2 separate regions of the Mus musculus genome follow, and region 2 is linked to region 1. Evidence: chromatin contacts called from ENCODE POLR2A ChIA-PET data. All regions are on one chromosome and are shown on one strand. Each heading gives the region's core, a stretch centred on a gene start or an enhancer-like site at or near the end of the contact. The rest is flanking DNA. Distances are from core to core; before and after follow the strand shown.

Region 1 (5,348 bases), core at 848-3,347:
CAAATCGTTTTTTAAAAAAGATTAAATTATAATCTGAAGGTATCCTTTCATATTTCCCTGCAGGTGTAGATTTCTGTGGAGCCTAACAAAGGTCCCTGGTACCTGTCCTGGAAGACCCTTAAGGAGATCAATCCCAAGACAGACTTCAGAGGGGTATGGAAGATTTCAGGACAGCGTAGCCTGAGCCAGTGTGTACAGTGGTGTAGCCTAGGCTAAAGGGTCAAAGAGTAAACCAGCCTAAACCACAGAAGTCCCTCCCCATATGGCCTGAGTATCTAATGCCCAGAAGAGGAACCCATACTGCCAGAGTGGCCACCCTGGTGCACTTTGCAGGTGAAGGAGACTGGACCCTAAGCCTTCTAACTCCACATCCACAACCTTCCTCTTTCGAACGCAGTCAGAATGGAGCTAACATTTCTGATGGTATTTGGGGTTAGTGTCTCCATAATTTTTCTCTTAAGTGGTTTTCCCTTTGAGACAGTATTTCTCTATGTAGCCCTGGCTGACCAGGAACTCACTCTATACACCAAACAGGCTGGCCTTGAACTCGGAGATCTACCTGCCTCTGCCTCCCTAGTGCAGCGATTAATACCACCATGCCCTGTTTCTTTTACTTTTTTTTTTTTTCTGGCTGACATATATCAGCCAGTGGGGGTGCAGCTCATTTGGTGGAGAGCTTGCTTTTCTAGCATGGAAAAGTCTGGATTGTATCTCCAGTACTATAAATTCAGCATGCTGCCAAGGTTTGTAATTACGGGGCTGTGAAGATAGAGGCGGGATGATTAGCTCAAAATCGTCTTCCTGTATACAGTGAGTTAGAGGTGAGAGACCGGGCTACAGGAGATCCTGCCTTAAATAAAAAAGAAAAAGAAAATGAAAAAAAAAAGGCATTTAAGAAATTAAGGAGGGGGGGGACTCTCTCAGGCTTTGGAAGTGACTTGAAATCCTGCCTCATTTATTGTTCAGAAAACGAAAAGGAACAACTTTCTTTGGTTCCTGCCCCATCCTTCCCACCCGCCACGATGACTGTTCTTGGCAGAAGGCCAGACCAGCACCGGGTAATTCCACAGTACATTGGGTACATGCGCATGCATTTAACCCGCTATTTAAAGAGATCCTTTGCTGCCACCTGTAAGAGGACATAATGACACTCTTTAAGTGGCTGGGCTGGGAAGGGAGTTTTCTTCCCTCAAAGATGCCTGAGTCTGTGAAGTGGTTGGCACTTGGAGAAACTAAAGAAACATCTAGGGACATCACAAATACAGGACCGGAGGCGAGAGAAGGAGGAGCGCTAGACACAGGGTCCTGGCTCCGGCTCTCCGCTTGGTGGCTCCATCTTCAAGACAAGGAGAAGGAATCGGCCAAAGCTCGGGTGCGGCCTGATTACCAGCCTGCTGCCATTTGGGTTTGCTGAATTCCTGGATCTCTCTAGGGGCCTGGAGATGCGAAAGAAGATGGAGACTGGGGACTCCTGGGTAGGACGTTCAGTCGGGAGGAATCCAGGACGCAGGACGCCCCCTGGAGTCGAGGGAACTGGCTTGTGGAGGCAGCGCTGGGCAGTGGAAGGGGGACGGGGCACCTGCGCTCCTGGGCCCGCCGCACTTTGCAACTCTGGGCAGTAGCGAGCCGAGTGAAGTGGGGCTCGAGGGCAAGAGGAAGTAGAAGCTCAGGAACCAAAGGCTTCCTTAGTTCCGAGTGCGCTCCAGCTGTCCAGGAGTGAGATAGTGGTAGGAACACCCAGCATGACGCACTTCCAAGTCCCTGGTGGCACATCGTGGGGTATCAGGTGCTCTGAGCCCCTCACCCACCCCAGGCGGGTACCCTCGAGGCCCCCGGCGCTAGCGAACAGCCGGCGGCGACCTGGACCGCGTGGCTGGCGAACAGTGAACCAAGCCAAAAGGTAAACGCCGCCTGGTCTGCCCACTGCCTGGTCTTAAGAGGCGGCGCAGCTCCGGAGCACCTTGGGTTCTAAGGATCCTCACTTCTGGGAAAGGACAGGGAACTGTCAATCAACGAGGGAGGGAGCGCACCGGCGCCGGGTGATGTCAGCGGATCAGCTGCTCCATAACAAAGAGGGGGTATCACAGGAGAAAGTTGCAGTGGCGGCAGCACCCCAGAGCCTCCGGGACCGGGGACGAGAGGAGAGGGGGCGGCGGCTGCGGCTGCCGCGGCTGGCGGAGGAATTGAAAGGACTGTAGGGGGAGGCAGCGCGAGCCGCCCCGACTGCTCCTCCTCTTCCTCCCCCTCCTCCCCCTCCTCCAAACTCGCAGGGCTTAGCTCCAGCGCTCGCTCAGCCACCAGGAGCACCCAGAGGGACGGGAGCCGGCCGCACGGCCCCGGGCTGGGTAGGGTCTCAGCCGCCATGGATAGCGACGATGAGGTGGTGGAGGAAGCCGTGGAAGGTACAAGCTTTTCTCCAGGACTCTGGGGTGGGGACAGGCGCCTGGGGCGGAAAGCGCCAAAAGAGTGGCGGTCTGCGACGCGCGCCGGGCCGAGCCGAAGGCCGCCGCGGTCCCTAAGCGGATGGCGGGTCGCTCGGCTCAGGCGGGGGCTGCACTGCCTACGCCACGCCGCCGGGAGCGTGCGGGGCGCGGCGGGGCAGGGGCGGGGAATGGGGCCCCGCGGGGTCCGCCGCCCTGGGAAAGCTGGGCCCCTGCATCCCGCCTGGCCTCGGCAGCATCCTCCCTGGGAGTTGCGACGCTGCCTAGCACCTTGGCCTTAGTCCTTGCGGGGATGGAGGATGGGAGGGCAGTCCCTTGAGGCCCGCGATCTCCGCGGGGCAGCGTTGTTTCAGCCACCTCGACTTCCCCTCTCCGACCGCCTGCCCTTTTCCTGACTGAGTCGCTGCGTCCCATGGCCACCAGGGCCGGGTCTAGGTGGGTCTCCCATCGCAACGCACCCGGCCGCACACCAGGCACATGGCGGCCCTGGCCGCTCCTCCGGGGTAAAAAAAAAAAAAAAAAAAAAAAAAAAAAAAAAGATGAAATCATGGCTAGGTAGAGCACGCCGCTCCCCACCAGGCTACCCTGCCCCTGGGCGAACTCAGCCACCCGCCCTTCCCCCTCCCGGCTTCCCAGCGAGGTGCAGGCGCGCCGTGCGGACGCTCCAGCCGGGACCCAAATTGCTGGGTGACACTTAACTTTCTGAATTCCGAGCTGTCGGCTGCCGGTGATATCACCGCCTGGGTGTCAGGTTTCTCCGCCCCCTCTTGCGCACCCCTCCCCCGACTCCCGTCGCCACCGTGTTTTGCTGAGTTTCTCCGCCTCTTTTTTTTTTTTTTTTTTCTTTTTTGCCCCCCTACTTATAAAACGTCCGTGGCGACGTTATACAATCTCGTTGTTTGTGGCTTGAGAGGTTATGATTTTGTAACAACGAACACTGGAAAACACTCTTAAGCGTATTTATTATTTATCTTATTCTATCCCAGATAGTGTTCCCGTGATGTTTTTGCAAGATTGCGTAGTGTTGTTCCAGAATTTGTTAAACACAGCAACTGACTAATTTTAAGTCGGTGGTTGAATCTGGTTTTGATCTCATTTGTATAAACAGGTCTGACAAACGATAAAGAAAAAGTGGCTGTGCTTAACAAATGCATATGGATATGTACTTGTTAGTGCTACGTGGGGAGAAATCTCTTTGGTGTGTCCATAAATACAACTTTTGCAGACTGCTGAAGGCTTAGGGTGAGATGAAGCAGAATAATTTTTTGAATTTCCGGAAAGGCATCCATTCTAATTTACTTTGTAAAATGTATTTCTTCATTTTAGTTTTTGTTTTGTTTGTTTGTTTTTTTTTTAACAACTTTTAAGTACATAGTTTTGCTTGTAACTTTTGGAGAGACTAAAATGCGGATCCACAGAGCTTACATTTCTCTAAATAAACCCAGTGTTGGGATTAATGAGGCCCAGCTAGCATTGTTTGAGCCAATCATAGGAAGCCTTCTTTAACTTCCAAAGTTATTGACTTCTTGTAAATTTCTGCTATGACAGAAAAAGTGTTCTTAACAAAGTGCCACTGTCGCTCTCATTCTTCCTGGGGTTTTTTTGCCCTAAACAGTATTTTTTAGGTTTGTTTGTGTTGTTGTTGATGATGGTGATTTTTTTATTCTTTAATGTCATGCGCAGTGGTGTTTCTGTTTGCATGTATGTCAGCGTGAGGATGTCATATTCCCTGGAACTGATGTTACAGACAGTTGTGAGCTTCCATGTGGGTACTGGGAATTCTTCCCAGGTTTTATGGAAGAGCAGCCGGGGCTCTTAACCACTCAGCCATCTCTCCAGCCCCTCCTCCTGTTCTTTTACTTGCAATTTTTAAAAACAAACCCTTAAGCACAGATAGTGCCCCCAGCCCAAGCCACCTTCTCCAGGGCTGATGTTTAGAAAATGTGCTCTGTTGTTTATGATCCTAGCACTGGCATGTGAACAAAAACCAGGCCCGTGGCATACACACCTGCAGGTGGAGGCGGAGGCAGGAGCATCAGGAGGTCAAGGTCACCCTCGGCTGCATAGCAAGTCCAAACCCAGCCTGAACTATAAGACCCTGTCTCAAAATGATAAGAAATGTTTAAAGTATATTTTCAGGTTTCATGTTAGTCCAGTAGATTCAAAACACTGCAGTTTCTTTACCTTAACTGTAGGGGTGGTGAGGGGGGGGGCTTTTATATAGGATGGACAGATATAGCACTACTATAAATCAGCTCATTAGAGCAAGAAAGGCACCATTAATAATTATGCTATGACAGCTGGCTTAAACGCTGGCTTGTCTTGGGCAGTCACTCAGTTTTACCTAAGAGTAAACAAGTAGAGGAACTTCCTTGTTTTGCTTTTTTGCAGATTTTTGTTTTTGTGGATCTGTGAAACACGATCTCTGTGGCCCAGGCTGGCTTTGATATGATGTGCTGCCATTACAGATGTGATATCTATTCCTGGATTTTTAAAAGAACAACAACAAGACTCACTCTCTCTCTCTCTCTCTCTCTCTCTCTCTCTCTCTCTTTCTTCCTTCCCTTGTTTCCTTTGCTGTGTTGGGCAAACAATATACCACGGAGCTACATACTCTAGCCCAAGAGTGACTTAGTATTCTAAAGTCCTTAGAAAAGCCAGGTATAGTGGGGCATATATGTTATCCCAGTTACATGGGAGGCAGGAGAGAGGATCGTTTTTTAAGACTGGGAGACTGGGAGTTCTAACAGAGCTTGAACCTGTAAAATAGATAGATTCCGTCTCAAAAAAATAAAAAGTGGTAGAGAGATGGCTTGGTGCCTGCTCTCGAAGAGGACCTGGATTCTGTTCCCAGCACCCACATGGCAACTGAGAACCTCAGCACCTCCAATTCTGTTGGCTCCAACA
Region 2 (5,348 bases), core at 1,627-4,126, 510 kb before region 1:
TTGGAGCTGTGACCGGTCTTTATATGGGAAAAGATTAATTCTGGTGGACTAACGACATCTAAAATTAGAACGTGGGAACAGGGTTATGTGTAACAAAATGCAGGACATTGATGTATCTGTGTGTGAGTGGATCTCCAGACTTGAGAAAAGAAAATATGAAATGAATATTTAAGAAGCTATCAGAGGAGTGTAATTACATTGATTTCTGACAGGAGACCTCAGTGGCCGAATCTTAGTTCTCTTTACGGTTATGGGCGCTCTTAAAACTCTTCACGGTAACATCTTTTTGATGGCCTCTAGAAAGGATTACATCATGACAAGCCCTCTGTTTTTCTGGCCAGAGCGGAGGTTAAGGCAAAATCTTGAGGTTGGCCTAATTAGGTGAACTTTGAAACTGCCCTGATGGTACACCTGGCCTTTGACTGAATTCTGTGGGAAATGCAGCCATAGATTATTTTCAGTTAGTAGCTGTATTAAGGGCAGAGTGTGTGCTTAGCATGCCCGACCCTGGGCTCAGCTCCCCGAATTTTAGGAGATTAGAATATGAGTCAGGTTACCTTTGTCAGACGCTGTGTCCGTCTGTCACTTCTCTTCCTGTCAAGCTTTCATTGTCCCCACATCCCTTAGGAAAATAATTGGTTTGGTTTAAAGGATTACACTGTGCATGCAGGGCCCAGTGTCCTTCCCTGGTGTGTCCTCCTTTGCTGTGTGGGACAATGAAAGAGAATCTGATTAGCACTGGGCCTGGCTCTGAAGTGACTCTCACAGATGTTACTTTTGGAGCTGGGGACTGTTGGGTTGTCTCCCCTGGTGCAGCACTGTAATATAACTCTTGACCATAGGAATGAACCGGGGCTTTCTGAAACCCTTCAGTGTTGCACACTGTGGTCTTGGTAGGAACTCACTCTTTCATACTGGCGTAAATAGGACGCCTGCCATAATCTTTGTTCTAATGCCCGGTCTTCACCCGTGGATTGGTTAACACTCATGTGGTATTTATAGTATGTGCTGTACTAATCAGTAAAACATTCAGTGACTCATTTCATCTTCAGAGCTAACCAGGGAGGTAGGGATGTTTTCAGCTGGGGAAACTGAGGCACAAGAATGGTCTCGGGCCTTGACCACGGTTCTATAGCTAGTAAGCCTACGTCTGGTTCCATATATTCTATCCATAGATAGTTGTTGCTGTTGCTACGGCTGTTACTTATTTTCAGGAAAGACCTCCTGTGTACTAGGCAAATGTTTTGTCACTACCCTCTACTCCAGCCCATGACTAATATTTTAGAAGGCCGAACACATTAGGAAAAATAGAAAAAAAACCAAACTCTTAAATGTTTAGATGTGGAGGTTGTGGCTGATGAAGGGGCATCTGTTCTGCCAGATGTCTAGCTGTGGGATGAAGAAAGGCCTGCAGTTGTGAATCTCCTTGTTTACTGCAGGCATTAGAAGGTATGAGCCAGTGGGCTTTCTTTAGGTTTGTTTCTCTGAGGTATTTGCATAAATTACTATGTGCAGTGGCCTGTGAGAAACCCTAGAAATGTCACACACAGGTTTCCCAAGAATTACCTATGCACTATGTCAGTTTTGTGGACTAAAAATTCTATCTTTCTCTCTCTCTCTGCTTCTCTCTCTCTCTCTTAATAACATTTATTTAGCTTGTGTGTGTGTGTGTGTGTGTGTGTGTGTGTGTGTGTGTATCCCACAGTGTGCATTTGGAAGGCAGAGGACAGCCTTCAGGAGTCAATTCCCTCTACTGTTCAGCTCCTGGGCATCAAACTCAAAGCAGTCAGTCTTGGTGGCAAGTGCCTTTACCAGCTGAGCCAAGTAGCTTTCTTCTCAAATATGAACTAATGACCTCAGATGTTGTGTGGTGTGCTTACAAAACCTGTTCTACTCCTGTGCTAACCTGAGACGATTGTAACTCTTTGGAGATCTGGCTGTAATTTAGAAACTTTTAACGTGTACCTTTGTGGGACTTGGAGGGGAAAAATTTGATTTGACCAATTTCTGTCATCTGTCAACTTAGATGTATTTTGATTTCTAAACAGAACTGTGGAAAAGACTTCTTTCTAATTGGGAATGCCTTGCTTTGTTACCTAGGAAACACCTGATTGTTTTCTTAGGGAAATATTCTGCAAATTAGACTTTTAAAGGTCTGTATTAAAAATGCGCATAAAACATAAAGCTACATTTGAAACTAGCTTTCGGCTTAAAAATTAGGTTTCTGTGTGGTCAGCAGACAAGTCAGAGAAGCATCGTCTGAAGGAAGACAATAGCCTGGGTTTAAGAAAATTCAGTGTTTGGATCATTGTCATTAGCCTCACAAATGTTTGCTTTCAGGTTGTAGTAAAGAAAATCGAAGATAATGGCTTTGCCCCTAACTCCCATTTTTCTTGTATTAAGATCTAAGACCTACCTCAGTTCACATGAGACAGAGCCCCAATTTTTGAGAACAAACTGTAGAACTTCTAAATTTGAGGAAGAAACTGACCCTTTTTAAAAAGACATATTCCAGTGAAAACCAAAGGCAGCCAGAGCCTGGACCTCTGGATGTGTCAAGGAGCCTCACCTACCTCGGGTGTCTAGCATGTCCTCGCAGGGACCTGTTGGTGGTCTGTGCAGCCACAGGGAACCTTACACGAAAGGCACCTGTGCTTGCTAAAAATCTGCTCCGAGAGTGGAAAAGCAGATCCAAAATGCTAATCCTTTGTCATTGGTCACAGTCCCTCGACACTTCTTTACCAGCTAACTGCTACTGATTCAATTTGGCCAACTGTGCTTAGCTTCCTTAAAACCTGCCGCAGTTTCGGTTGAGTAAAGCGGTGATTCATTTCCTGCCCCGTGGGGTGTCAGCCAGCTCTAATGGTTTTGTCTGCAAGAGCCCACAGCTGCCCAGGATGGCGGGAGGGAAGCAGTGGGGCTAGCGCCTGGGCTTAGAGCGGCACTTTCCCGCGGCATCGGGAAGGGATTGAACCCAGGCAGTCGATTCAGGTTGATCATTTGGTTTTGTAGAACATACGTCCTCTTGATTTCTCCTGTCCGTCAGGAGCGCAAGAGAACAAGCAAGAGAAATGTTCTCTGTGTGGGTGTCTTTCCCAGGAGAGCGCCCGAGCGACACTTCAGATCTCGTTTATGCAGCATAGCTTGATTAATTTGGCTGGTTGTTCAGAATATGTAGCCATTGTAGTACAGCTCTAGCTTGCTTTCTCTCTCTCTCTCTCTCTCTCTCTCTCTCTCTCTCTCTCTCTCTCTCTCTCTCTCTCTCTTTCTTTTTTTCGTCCCTGGTCCCTGAGACAGGATCTTACTGCGTATTTCTAGCTGTCCCTGAACTCACAGAGATCTACTTGCTTCTGCCTCCCAAATGCCACCACGCCCAGCCGCCCGAATACAGCCTTTTGTATTGTGTGAAAGTATCAGCAAAGAGAAAGAGATTTTCAGTCTTGTGTTTAACCTCTTCAGGACGGTGTTTTTATTTTCGGTTTTAAATTACACTTATTTATTTTAGGGGGCACTCACTACAGAGGTCAGAAGACAAGTTGGTTTTATCCTTGTACCATGTAGGTTGTCCTGGGAATCAAACTCAGCTCCTCCCGCTTGGCGGCAACCGCCTTTACTTGCTTAGCCATTTTGTAGTCCCATCTTGTTTGTTTCTGTGGAATCAGCTTTTCTGAATCTCAAGGAAAGAATAAAATAACAAGAAATGCTGTCAGCAAACCAGAGTGTTGCAGGTTGGATGGTTAGAGTTCAGAGTTGGCACATGTTTCTCCATCACTTTTCTTTCAAAGTAAGGTGAATCAGTACCCATTTTCTGGATTAAAATAGACACGTGAATGTGTGTCTCATTTGCATATTTTGCGGGAAAATTTGTTAGGTTCAAATGCAAAGTTCAAAAGGATGATATTTGCTTTGTTAAGAAATCAGTTTGGGGCTGGAGGGATGGCTCTGCAGTTGGAGCACTAACTGCTTCCCAGCACACAGGTGGATGTTACCAAACGTCTGATGCTGTTCTCCAGCTTTGGAGGGTCCTCATGTGCACAAGCCCTCCCCATTTCATGCACACGTTTTTAAAAGCATATTTATGTGTGTATATATATATATATATATATATATATATATACACACACACACACACACACACACACACACATATGTGCCTTTAAAGGCACATACATATATGTGAATTTTAATTTTGCAAAATAGTTATTTTACTATCCATCTAATAATGAATTGTCACACACACACATATATATATACATATATATTTACCTTTTCCAGAAATATCTCAGTTCAAAAATTGGATATATTTACATTTTGCACCTGTTTTTAGTTTCAGTCAAGGAGTATTTTGCACATGTTTAGAGTCCCAAAGAAGTGAACTTCCACACTTGTTCTTGAGTCTGAACATGAATGCCAGTGTCAGCTGAGGAGACCATTCCTCCCTCGAGCTATACTGGAGATGGTCTTTCACATTCATTTCACAGATGCAGGGTTCTGTTGGTGGAGACATTCACTCTGTGCATTCATTGGCATACTCAGTTAATTGTACTACGGCATCTTTCCCCCCTTACCCAGAGTTCTATTTTAAAAGCAGAAATTGAGAGTGTTCATGGAGAGTAAGACCTTTAGTTCCAAGAGGAAGGAAAACATCTACTAAGCCTTTGTTTTTTGTTTTGTTTTGTTTTTAATGGATTATTAGGGGCTATGAAGAACTCGGTAGTGTGAACTTACGTGTGGAAGTCTACTCAAAATCTTTGAACAAATAATGAATTGAAAACAAATGATTTTGCATAGCTGTGTAGGACAAACGTCGAACATGGTTGGTTGTGTTGAAGTGAGGTGCAGGAATGCTATGGTCATGTCAGACCCGAGCTTGGCACTTTTTATAAATGAGTCACCTGGTCTGTGAGTTGTCTAGCAGTGTGTTCCCCTGCTGAAAACCTTAGGGCAAGCGAATTGAAAAAATAGATGCTTCCACACTCATGACGATTAGGTCAAGCTAGGGAAAGCTGCTCAATACTCCTTGGATGTGATGATCATGCTATGGCTGCCTATTTGAACCAAGAAACCCTAAGTTCTAAAGGTACATTCTACAATATTTACGGGTGGAATATTATGACTGCAATTTTCTTTCATGTAATATGGCAAGGGAAAATAGGTATTAAACATGGATGAAGAAGTGTAGGCCAGAAATGAAGCTGGGTAATGGAGACTTATTACCTCACTCTACTTAAATATTTGGGAATAGAAAGTTTTTGGAAATGAGAAGAAGGCAGAAGAAATGGCTCAGGGGATAAAGTGTTTGCCGCATAAGCCTTGAAGACTGGACTTCAAAAGCCTAGGACCCATGT

Evidence for each region. ChIA-PET counts read pairs that join two places held with the same protein, here RNA polymerase II (POLR2A).
Region 2: POLR2A ChIA-PET joins it to region 1 with 13 read pairs in Patski. The contact joins the enhancer-like site here to the promoter of Setd7 in region 1. POLR2A ChIA-PET finds 5 or more read pairs at or near these places in 2 of 5 experiments (Patski and embryonic stem cell).

The regions. Positions count from the first base shown.
Region 1 is chr3:51,557,572-51,562,919 of GRCm38, reverse strand. It overlaps Setd7 (SET domain containing (lysine methyltransferase) 7), which reads left to right and starts at 2,097. Exons shown (of 8, transcript NM_080793.5): 1 at 2,097-2,402. The coding sequence starts at 2,363. It overlaps 5031434O11Rik (RIKEN cDNA 5031434O11 gene), which reads right to left and starts at 2,935. Exons shown (of 5, transcript NR_160686.1): 1 at 2,712-2,935; 2 at 2,031-2,171.
Region 2 is chr3:52,067,544-52,072,891 of GRCm38, reverse strand. The region is part of intron 1 of Maml3 (mastermind like transcriptional coactivator 3); the gene reads left to right. Among named protein-coding and RNA genes, the nearest start is that of Maml3, 35 kb to the left of the region's middle. Within about 2 kb of position 2,876, at least 1 of the 3 ENCODE cell types and tissues checked has a DNase peak (open chromatin) inside an H3K27ac peak, as active enhancers do.